Regions from separate parts of the Homo sapiens genome. Here region 1 is linked to region 2. Evidence: read pairs that join two places in POLR2A ChIA-PET (ENCODE). Cell type or tissue: GM12878. All regions are shown on one strand. Each heading gives the region's core, and the rest is flanking DNA. Links, peaks and the distances in the headings are about the cores only. Region 1 has its middle 24 kb from the start of FGGY-DT. Region 2 overlaps LINC01358 (long intergenic non-protein coding RNA 1358).

What was found. ChIA-PET counts read pairs that join two places held together with the same protein. Peaks named below come from ENCODE experiments on the same cell type or tissue, not always from the same donor. Only the 100,000 strongest peaks of a DNase experiment are listed, where the experiment ranks them.
Region 1: POLR2A ChIA-PET joins it to region 2 with 5 read pairs; 1 of 35 experiments calls an interaction of 5 or more read pairs at or near these places.

Annotation. Positions count from the first base shown.
Region 1 is chr1:59,269,727-59,275,114 of GRCh38, reverse strand. No RefSeq gene overlaps it. Among named protein-coding and RNA genes, the nearest start is that of FGGY-DT, 24 kb to the left of the region's middle. RefSeq lists an enhancer at 2,371-2,480. In GM12878, for the core only: no CTCF peak of the experiment used is centred there; a DNase peak (open chromatin) is centred at 2,424; H3K27ac peaks cover 429 bases.
Region 2 is chr1:59,043,713-59,049,100 of GRCh38, reverse strand. The region is part of intron 2 of LINC01358 (long intergenic non-protein coding RNA 1358); the gene reads right to left. Among named protein-coding and RNA genes, the nearest start is that of LINC01358, 26 kb to the right of the region's middle. RefSeq lists enhancers at 2,472-2,541, 3,397-3,446. In GM12878, for the core only: a CTCF peak has its summit at 2,207; a DNase peak (open chromatin) is centred at 2,260; H3K27ac peaks cover 2,020 bases.

The DNA.
Region 1 (5,388 bases), core at 238-5,237, 230 kb before region 2:
TTTGGAGGGACAAACATCCAAACCATATCAGGGTGAGACTGTGAAGGACCTATGTGTAGGCTCTGCTCTTGACTTCATTTTGCCTGTACAATATCATTTTCTTTTCAGTTATTTGAATATCTTACTGCATTTTACCTTATTCCATTATATAAACAAGTGGGAAATAGGAGTTAGAAAGACTGATTATGAAGATGAGAAGCAAACAACTATATAAAGAATGCAGTTTTCAAAGACAGAAACCATTAAATATGCCTAAACCAATGATTGTCTTAGCTTTAATTAAAGACTTATGGGACAAAAGACTGTGGATACAGTGTGGAGAAAATGAACTACATTTTAAAAAGTACTTTTCCTTTAAAAAAAAAATTCTAGGAGAAGAAACGCAGAAAGGAAACAACAGTATTTTTAGCATGACTGTTCTGTGTTGTTATTGCACCAGAATTTAATTAATTGCAACTTTTAGTTCATGATATACTCTCATTATGTGCACCTTTTATTTTATTAATAATAACATAAATATTGTATTTGATGAACCTGCCACCAAACATTAAAACTAGAACATTGGCACCTACTTATACTTTCCCACGTGTTCCTTTTCTTCCATCCTCTCTGTCTTCCCATTCAAATTAACCCCTTTTCTAACTCTCCTAACTCCTGTTATGTCTATCTCCTTATTTTAATATACCATTTATACAGACATACTATTACATAGACCATATACATATACTAAGTATATATGCTTGTGTATATATACACAGACACATATATAATATATATACTATTTATTTTTATTTAAATTTTTAAAATTTCAATTGCTTTAGGGGTACAAGTGGTTTTTGGTTACACTGACGGATTGTACAGTGGTGAAGTCTAGGATTTTAATGTATCCATCACCCAAGTAGTGTACATTGCACCCAATAAGTAATTTTTTATACCTCCCCAATCCCCCTGCCTTCTGAGTCTCTAATGTCCATTGTATCACTCTGTCTGCCTTTACGTGCCCATAGCTTAGCTCCCACATATAAGTGAGAACATGAGGCATTTGGTCTTCAATTCCTGAGTTACTTCACTTAGAATAATGGCCTCCAGTTTGTAAAATACATTATTTAGTTCTTTATTATGGCTGGGTAGTATTCCATATATATATATATATATATATATATATATATATATATATATATATATATACCACATTTTTTTAATCCACTCTTCAGTTGATGGGCAGTTAAGTTGATTCCACATCTTTGCAATTGTGAATTATACTGCAATAAACATACATTTACAGGTGACTTTTTGATATATTGACTTCTTTTCTTTTGGGTAGATACCCAGTAGTGGGATCGCTGGATCAAATGGTAGATCTACTTTTAGTTCTTTGAGAAATTTCCATCCTGTTTTTCATAGAGGTTGTACTAATTTACATTCCCATCAGCAATGTATAAGCATTCCCTTTTCATCACAGCCACACCAACATCTAGTGTTTTTTTGTGTGTGTATATACATATATATATATATAATACTTTAAGTTCTAGGGTACATGTGCACAACGTGCAGGTTTGTTACATATGTATACATGTGCCATGTTGGTGTGCTGCACCCATTAACTCGTCATTTACATTAGGTAGGGGGAGGGGGGACAGATGGCATTAGAACATCTAGTGTTTTTTGACTTTTTAATGGTCACTCTGGCTGAGATAAGGCAGTATTTCATTACAGTTTTAATTTGCATTTCCCTGATGATCAGTGATGTTGAGCATTTTTTCATGTTTCTTGGCCATTTGTATATCTTCTTTTGAGAAATGTCCATTCTTGTCCTTTGCCCACTTTTCAATGGGATTATTTGTTTTTTTTGCTGTTTTTTGTTTGTTTGTTTTTCTTGCTAATTTGTTTGAGTTCCTTGTAGACTCTGGATGTTACTCCTTTGTTGGATGCATAATTCAGACATGTATATTTATTATTACATTGTAAAGATTCAGTTACTCTGGCACATAGAGCTGAACTTTATTTCTTTTACTGCTGATTATATTCTCTTATGTGAATATACCAACATGCATTTATTCATTCTGCCACCGATGGGAATTTGGGTTTTTCCTTAATTACCTACCGTATGAAGAAATCTCTGATATTTTTCTGTCACCATTTCAAATTTCCCATCAATTCACTGAAATGAGTTTTATTTTCTTCATTTTTTTGGATGGGGACACTAAACTCAGAGAGAGTATGGCACTTTCCTGATCACAGGGCCACACAGTGGCAGAGCCAATGTTTCAGTTCACTTCTGTGCAAATCCAAAGCCTGCCTTAGCACTTCCTTCCTTCCTGGAGGCTCAATTTTTGACCCAGTCTGCTAAAGCCTCAGGAGACTTCCCCAGCTCATTCTTGTTTTTTTTCTGAGCCCTTTTTATGAGTCATTGCTGGGGTAAAGAGGGGATTTCTGGAGCTACCCCTGTCAGTAGATGTCAAAACAACATGTTCACTCAGGCAATTCCATGGGTAGTAGTCAGTTACACTAAAAATTTTTGGTCTAGCCAGTTGGGCGGGGCTGCATTGACACAGCAAGCTGCTTGAATGAATTTTTTCCTTTTCTACCATTTGTGTTTTCACATAGGTAATAATAGTAATCCTTTACTTGTGAACAGAGCTGTCCCATTTCCAAAGCTCTCTCTGAGTAAGAAAAGTACTATTGGCCCCATTTCGCAGCTCAGGAAACCAGCTTTTAGGGAGATGAAGTGATTCAGCTACTAAGTGGTAGCTTGAAAAAGGGATTTCTAGTCCTGTGCATGCTCTGCTTTTCCATGCAAATATTTCCTGCTTAGATTAAATACATCACTCTGTGATGGAATCTGAAAATCCAATTCTCAGGACATTTCCCAAACACAGTCTTCTTCACTATTAAGAGTCCCATTATTTCCAGTGGAAAGATACCCAGTTGGTTCTCTAACCCCCAAAATATTTGAAAACCACAAATTTTGCTAAATGACAGTCACAATACAAGGAGGAGACGGGTGATGTCATGATGTCATTTGAAGGTGCTAGGATAGACTCCTCCCTTAAAAATCTTTCTCACTGTCTGTCACGGAGATTGAATCTCCACTGCTTCACCACTTATACCTGGGTTGTTTTCAACCTTTAAAAGACCTTTATGAAAAGGTGAGATCTAGTGTAGATCCTATTAAAAATATTAAAAACTTAGACAAATTGTTAGCTGTGTGTTCTTTCAATATTACATTGGAGTGCATTGTGTAATAGCCATACCCAAGGATTATTTAATTCTCTGTGGAAGTGCACTATTGTTTGACTCAGTGTTTTCTGTTGTTTAAGGTCCAGAGTCTGTGAAGAAACATAACTTATAGATTTTTTCCAGCACATGTGCAAATAATTTTATTTGGAAGAAAGTAACTGCAAAGATTAAGATTTTATTTCCCTGTAGGACATTGACAAGTTTTGTGTTTAACCCAGCAATTTTATTCCAACTTTTTTTTTTACTTTTATTTTAAGTTCAGAGATACATGTGCAGGTTTGTTATATATGTAAACTTGAGTCATGGGGGTTTATTATCTGATTATTTCATCACCCAGATATTAAACCCAGTATCCATTAGTTATTTTTCCTGATCCTCTCCCTCCTCCCACCCTTTACCCTCTGATAGGTCCTAGTGTGTGTTGTTCCCCTCTATGTGCCCATGTGTTCTCATCATTTAGAGCCCACTTATAAATGAGAACATGCAATGTTTGGTTTTCTGTACCTGTGTTAGTTTGCTAAGAATAACAGCTTCCAGCTCCACCCATGTTCCTGCAAAGGACATTATCTCCTTTTTTATGGCTGCATAGGATTCCATGGTGTATATGTACTATATTTTCTTTATTCAGTCTACCATTGATGGTCATTTAAGTTGACTCCATGTCTTTGCCATTGTGAATAGTGCTATAGTGAACATATGCATACATGTGTGACAAGTAGGATCTATTAAACTAAAGGGCTTTTGTACAGCAAAGGAAACTATCAACAGAGTGAACAGACAGCCTACTGAATAGGAGAAAATGTTTGCAAACTATGCATCTGACAAAAGTCTAATATCCAGCATCTATAAAAACCTTAAACAAATTTACAAGAAAAAGATCCCAAACAACCCTATTAAAAAGTGGGCAAAGGACATGAACAGACACTTTTCAAAAGAAGACATGCCATACATGTGGCCAACAATCATATGGAAAAAAGCTCAACATCACTTATCATTAGAGAAATACAAATCAAAACCACAATGGGATACCATCTCATACCCATAAAAATGGCTATTATTAAAAAGTCAAAAAATAACATGCTAGCAAGTTTGTGGAGAAAAAGGAACACTTATACACTGTTGGTGGGAGTGTAAATTAGTTCAACCATTGTGGAAGACAGTATGGCAACTCCTCAAAGACCTAAATATAGATACCATTCAACCTAGCAATCCTATTACTTGGTGTATACCCAAAGGAACATGAATTTTTCTATTATAAAGACACATCCAGCATTCCTTCTTCAGTGCATATAAACACCAGTGTCTCACACGTTTTTGTAGATGATCTTTACAAATGTGCTTTTTCATTCATGAATTAGATTGATCTTGGACATGTGTTCACTTTATTTTTCTCTATAATTAAAAAACTATATATATGTTGGCAGTCCTAATTTTTTCATGCCTAAATAAGGGTGTTTCAGTTATAATGTTGCATAATGAATTACCTAAAACTAGAAATGTAAAGCAGTAACCATTTAACTTACTTAGTGTTGTAGGTTAGACTTTGGGAAGGGCTTACTATGAAGTTTTTGCTTTGGGTCTCTCCTAGATTGCAGTCAGATACCTGCTGAGGTTATAACCATCTAAAGGCTGATTGGGCTGGATGCCCAAGATGGCTCATTCACATGGCAGTAGTTGATGCTGGCTCCCGGCTGGGAGCTCAGCTGAGGCTATCAACAGGAGACCCTGCACATACCCGGTATAACATGGGGATCTCAGGGAGTCAGACCTCTTAGGGGGTATCTGGCTTCCCCCAGGGGAAGAATCCTAAGAAAATCAGGTAGACCTACATGGCCTTTACTGACCAAGTTTGGAAAATCACATACATTCCTTCTGCTGTACCTCATTGGTTAAAACAGAATTAAGGGTAGGGGACATAGACCTTGCCTCTTTCTGGGGAGGGTGTCAAAGAATTTTTGGAGTGTGTTTCAAAACCATCAAATGGGAAACCACTTTAAACTTTGCAGAGAGAAGGAAAACTCATCTTTGAGTTATTACGTTGGCAAAAAGATGGTTGAGAGCAGGAAGGGCAAGAGAAGAAAGGACAAATAGAGATAGAGAAGCCAGAGAGTTTGTGTTACTTATAGTTGAAATGATTAGGATCTTCAA
Region 2 (5,388 bases), core at 89-5,088:
CACCCTCATCTCTGTAGGATGGTTGCAGTGCCTCCCAAGGAGACCCCTGCCTCTAGACCCCTTCCCTTTCCTCGAATCGTTACCCACTCTGCAGTCATAGGAAGTCCATACTTAACTGCCCTTCATGGTCCCCTGTGCCTGCAGAATAGTGCTCCCTGCCTTAGCTGTCCATGAGCCAGCCCCTGCCACTCTCTGAACACATTTTTATTTCCTACCATGCTGTCTCTCATTCCCTATGCCTTTGCTATGCCAAAGTACTTAGAATGTTCTGAGCGTTCCACACAAAAAGATTGCACATTCTTTCCCTCGATGGGATGTCCTTCCTCAACTCTGCTTTCCAGGAAAAGTCTGCATATCCTTCCAGTCCATATTAGGCCATTCTCACATTGCTGTAAAGAAATGCCTGTGGATGGGTAATTTATACAGAAAAGAGGTTTAACTGGTTCACGATTCCATAGGCTGTAAAGAGAGTATGATGCTGGCATCTACTTGGCTTCTGGGGAGGCCTCAGGAAACTTACAATCATGGTGGAAGGTGAAGGGGGAGCAGGCACAACACATAGCCAGAACAGGAGCAAGAGAGGGAGTGGGGAGCATGCCACACACTTTTAAATGACATCTCTCACAAGATGCGAAAACTCACTATCATGAGGACAGAACTAAGGGTATGGTACTAAATCATTTATGATAAATCCACCCCCATGATCCAGTCACCTCCAACCAGGCCCCACCTCCAACATAGGGGATACATTTCAACGTGAAATTTGGGTAGGGACACACATCCACACTATATCACGGTCCATGCAGAATACCTTTCATTTGCCCCTCTAGATCCATACATTACCTTTCCTCATCTGCTCTGTATTCAAGAGGTTGATCTATGGGGATTGAATTGGTGGGTTCTTGAACCTTCTGTTTCTAGTTGGGTTTGGCCAACAGGGAGCCACAGGAGACCAGAGGGAGGGAAAAGAGGAAGGGAGAGAGTATGATATTCCTTTGATACACTGTTTGCAACGTCACTGAACTGGCCATGTTCCTCACTGCTCCTCCTGAGGAAAGCAACTCTGCAGGACAGTTCAGCAGCTATTAAGAGTTGTGAGAACAGTTCAGGAGCTATTAAGTGCCTACTCTCTCTTTTGTGATTCTTCTATATCTGCACCTTTGCATATAATCCCTCCTTGAAATCTGCTATTTCCTGGGAGCTGTCAGACTGTTGGGACCCTGATTGGTACACAGTGTGACCCAGCACAAACCTCAGGGAGCTCTCTGAAGGCACATCTGCTATAGATCCTGTTACATTACCTGCTGCTGGTTTGCTTCCCTGACTTCCCCACCAGACTGTTTCATCTCACCTTGTCTTGTAGATATGCAAGAGGCCTACCCACATTTAGTGAGCAGCTGTTATGTGCTGGGCCGTGGCCTAAGCACCGAAGATTCAGAGATTGATAAATGATAATTCCTGACCTTGCAGATCCCTGACTCTAGTACAGGAGCTGAGACTTGAGCCCCATTTAACACTGTGGCTCTCAAATCCCAGATCCACCACTGACTAGCTGTGTGATCTGGGCAAGTCATCTCTCTGAGCCTCAGTTTCCTCATCTGTAAATGGAAATCAGGGCAGCTACCTCGGAGGATGATTGTGAGGATTAAAGTAGTTAGCATAGTGCCTGGCATACACTAGGTACTCAATAAGTGCCCATTATTATTTTTATCGTAGCAGGTGCTTAGTGTATATTAAATGAATAACTGAATGTATTATCTCATTTGGTCTCCATAGCAACCTGTTCTCTACCCTTCCCCACTATATACAATCCAAGTAGACGTGGAAGGAATTTCTTTCCCCATTTCACAGATGAGGAAATTGGGAATGAATGAATGAATATCTAACCCACCAGCCTGCTCTGCCTCCCACCTTTTCCCAGAGGCCACAGTGAGGCTGTTTGTCCAGGGAACTGTGAGCCCTGGGCCCTAGAGGAGTCATCCTGGCTTTCTGTCTTGACTTTCTGGCTCCAGAGGACTTGTGCCAGTAGCTCACCACAATTTGCTCTGTGCCTAACACAGGCTGGGGTTCAGGTGCTCCTGAAGTTTGTAAACACTGGGGTCTGCCAGGCGCTTCCCCCAAAGCCCCAGCTTCCCAGAACCGGTGGCCCCAGTTCCTGTTCAGCTGCTGCTCTTTCTGTAACTCCTTTGCAAGTACCACTGCCCCTTCTGGTAAGTGCAGGGGCCAGGAGGCAGATTCTACTTTCACATTCACTACCACACCCACAGGAGGGAGATTTCTTAAAGTGGAGGGGAACTTTTCTTTTGCTGTAGGCCCAACCTCAAGCCTCCTCCTTAACACCTCAGTTTTTTCAGGGGATACTTAGTTTCCCACTGAAGCTCAGGAAGGGTAAGTCCCCACAACATCAAAACTTGAATCTGCTCCAGAAACATGGGAGTCCCTGATCCCTGCAGAGACCCTGCCCTCCGCTTGGCACGTTTGATGTATATCCTCGTGTACTCCCTCCAATGCCCCTGCACGGTGGGCATAGCTTCTGAATGGCAGTAGCAGGACTGAGGCTCAGGGCAATGGAATGCCTAGTATTGGAATGTTCGAATAAGAAAAACTACACCTTCAAACTTTAGAAGCAGAGTTGGAAATCACTGCAAAACAAAAGTCCCTAAACAGAATGAGTCTTTGCTGTTTCTGTACCATATGCACAGCCCTGCTACTTTGCTTTCTATGAACTGCATGTCTATTTGTGTCCATATCTGTCTCCCCTAGTTGACTATACCTCCTCAAGGATGGAGAAGATGACTCACCCATATTCCTCTCCCCATCCCAGCACATGGCCTGAGGCAAGAAGGGATGGTTGACCTCAGAAGCTGAAAGCAGACCATCGTGCCTGGTGGTAGGGGGTCAGCATAGGAGAGATGCAGGGCCAGGTCACACAGGGTCCTGTAGGTCATGGTGAGGGATCAGGATTTAATTATAGGTGCAAATGGAAGCCACTGAAGGCTCTTGAGGAGGGCCCTTCCTTCCATGTTGTAGAAAGATAATTCTGGCTCTAGGATGAAGAATAGATTGGAAGGTGACAGAGGAGGAAGCAGGAAGCCCAGTTAGGAGCTATCACAACAGAACAGACAAGAGCCAGGGACGTTTTTTCAGGACTATGGTTCCCAGGCTTCAGCGGGCATCAGGATCACCTGCAGGGCTTGTTAAAGCACAGCTCACTGGCCCCAACCTCAGAGTTTCTGATTCAGTAGGTCTGGGGTGAGGTCTGAGTGTTGAGTTTCTATGAAGGTGAGATGCTGCAGTCCCCAAGAACCACTGCTTGAGAAAAGGAGAGGAAGAAAGCGATAATGTGTGGTCTTGTTCTCAAAGAGCTTTCATCTCTGTGAGCACTACATGAACAGTGCAATTCTAGAGAGCCAGATGGATGTCGATTGTGGGATCCCACGGAAGAACATCTCCCCAGCATGGGTGTGGAGGAGAGGGTCAGAGGAAGTGTATTAGTTCATTCTCACATTGCTATAAAGAAATACTTGAGACTGGGTAATTTATAAAGAAAATGGGTTTAATTGGCTCACCGTTCTGCAGGCTATACAGGAAGCATGGCTGGGGAGGCCTCAGGAAACATTCAATTATGGCAGAAGGTGAAGGAGAAGCAGGCACATCTTCACATGGTGAAGAAGGGAAAAGAGAAAGTGCACGAAGTAGGAGGTGTTACACACTTTCAAACAACAAGATCTTGTGAGAACTCTGTCACAAAACAACACTAGGAGACAGTGTTAAACCATTAGAAACCACCCCCATGATCCAACCATCTCCCACCACGTCTACCTCCAACTCTGGGGATCACAATTCAACATGAGATTTGGGTGGGGCCCACAGCCAAATCATATTGGGAAGCTCCTGGAAGAAGAAACTCTTGAATGAAGTTATACTAGTTAACTGGGACTTAACCAAGGGAGGGAGATCCCTGGAAAGAATGAGAAAAAGAGGATCTTCAAGACAGAGGACACAGCTTGAGCAAAGGCAAGGAGATAAGAAACGGCAAGACATGTTCAAGCAATTGGGGCTGAGAAATCCAAAATGAAGATGGTGTATGTAAAAACTGTGTCATGAATGGCTTTGTATTTCCTTTAGACTGAGAGGTTTGAACTTTATCCTGTGGAGCAGTGGTTTGTAAACATTTTTTAGTGCAGGAAGTTGGTCACAGACCTCTCTGAAAATCTGATCAAAGTTAATACTCACACAAACAGAACTAGGGTATACATTTCAGAGTGTTCACATATTTCCTGAAACCTATCCATGATCTTCAAATAAAGAATCCCTGCAGTTGGCCAGGTGTGGTGGGTCACACCTGTAATCCCAGCACCTTGGGAGGCCAAGGCAGGAGGATTACTTGAAGTCAGGAGTTTGAGACCACCCTGGGCAATATAGCAAGACCCCATCTCTACAAAAAAACAGAAATTTTTTGTAGAGTGTGATGTGGTGGTGGGTGCCTGTAGTCTCAGCTATTCGGGAGGCTGAGGCAGGAGGATTGCTTGATGAGCCCAGGATGTCAAGTCTGCAGAGAGTCATGATTGCACGATTGTATTCAGCCTGGGCAACACCGTGAGACTCTGTTTCAAAAAAGAAAAGACAAGAAAAGAATCCCTGCAGTGAATAATGGGTTTTAAGAGGGGAGGCAGCCTAATTGGATTTTTATTTTAGACGGCTCTCTTGGTGACTATGCAAATAATGGATTTGAGCAGGGGTAGTGGGCACAGAAAAGCTGAGGTCTATTAGTCTGAGTGAGAGATAGTAAGTGGTAACGCAGATGGGGGACCAGGTTAACACCTGTAGGCAAGGGTTAAGTTGGTGAGTGTCATGATCAGACTTACTTTTCAGCAAGGTCACTCTGCTCAATTCAAAAAGCATCAGTTGAGAGCTGAGCTCAGAGGCCTTCTTTGCATGGCTTGAATCTAGGCTGATGGGCAATGCAGGCCAGTCAAGCAAGAATGAACCTTCCCCACCCTCACCCCACATACTAGAATCTGCTGGTCATCAGTCAGTTGGGGCCCAGATATCTCATGCCTGTGAGGGCTGGAAGCCAAGGACGTGAAGGAAGGCAGCACTCTGACAAGCTGGGGAGAGGCCAAAAGGGCAGAGTGGGATGGTTAGTTCCTGGGAGGCAGCCGAGGTGTCATTCCTTCCAAAGCTTTCGCAATAGCCAGAGGAAGCAGACAGAGCTCAGATGATTATCTCCGTTGTACAGATGGGAAACTGAAGGCTAGGGAAGGTAAGGACTTGCCAAAAGATGTGTAAGAAACACCAGGGCAGAACTGGGACTAGAACCCCAAGAACATTTGACTCCTATGTCTGTGTCTTGCTTTAGGCCGGCCCTGGGGCAAATGCTGTCTT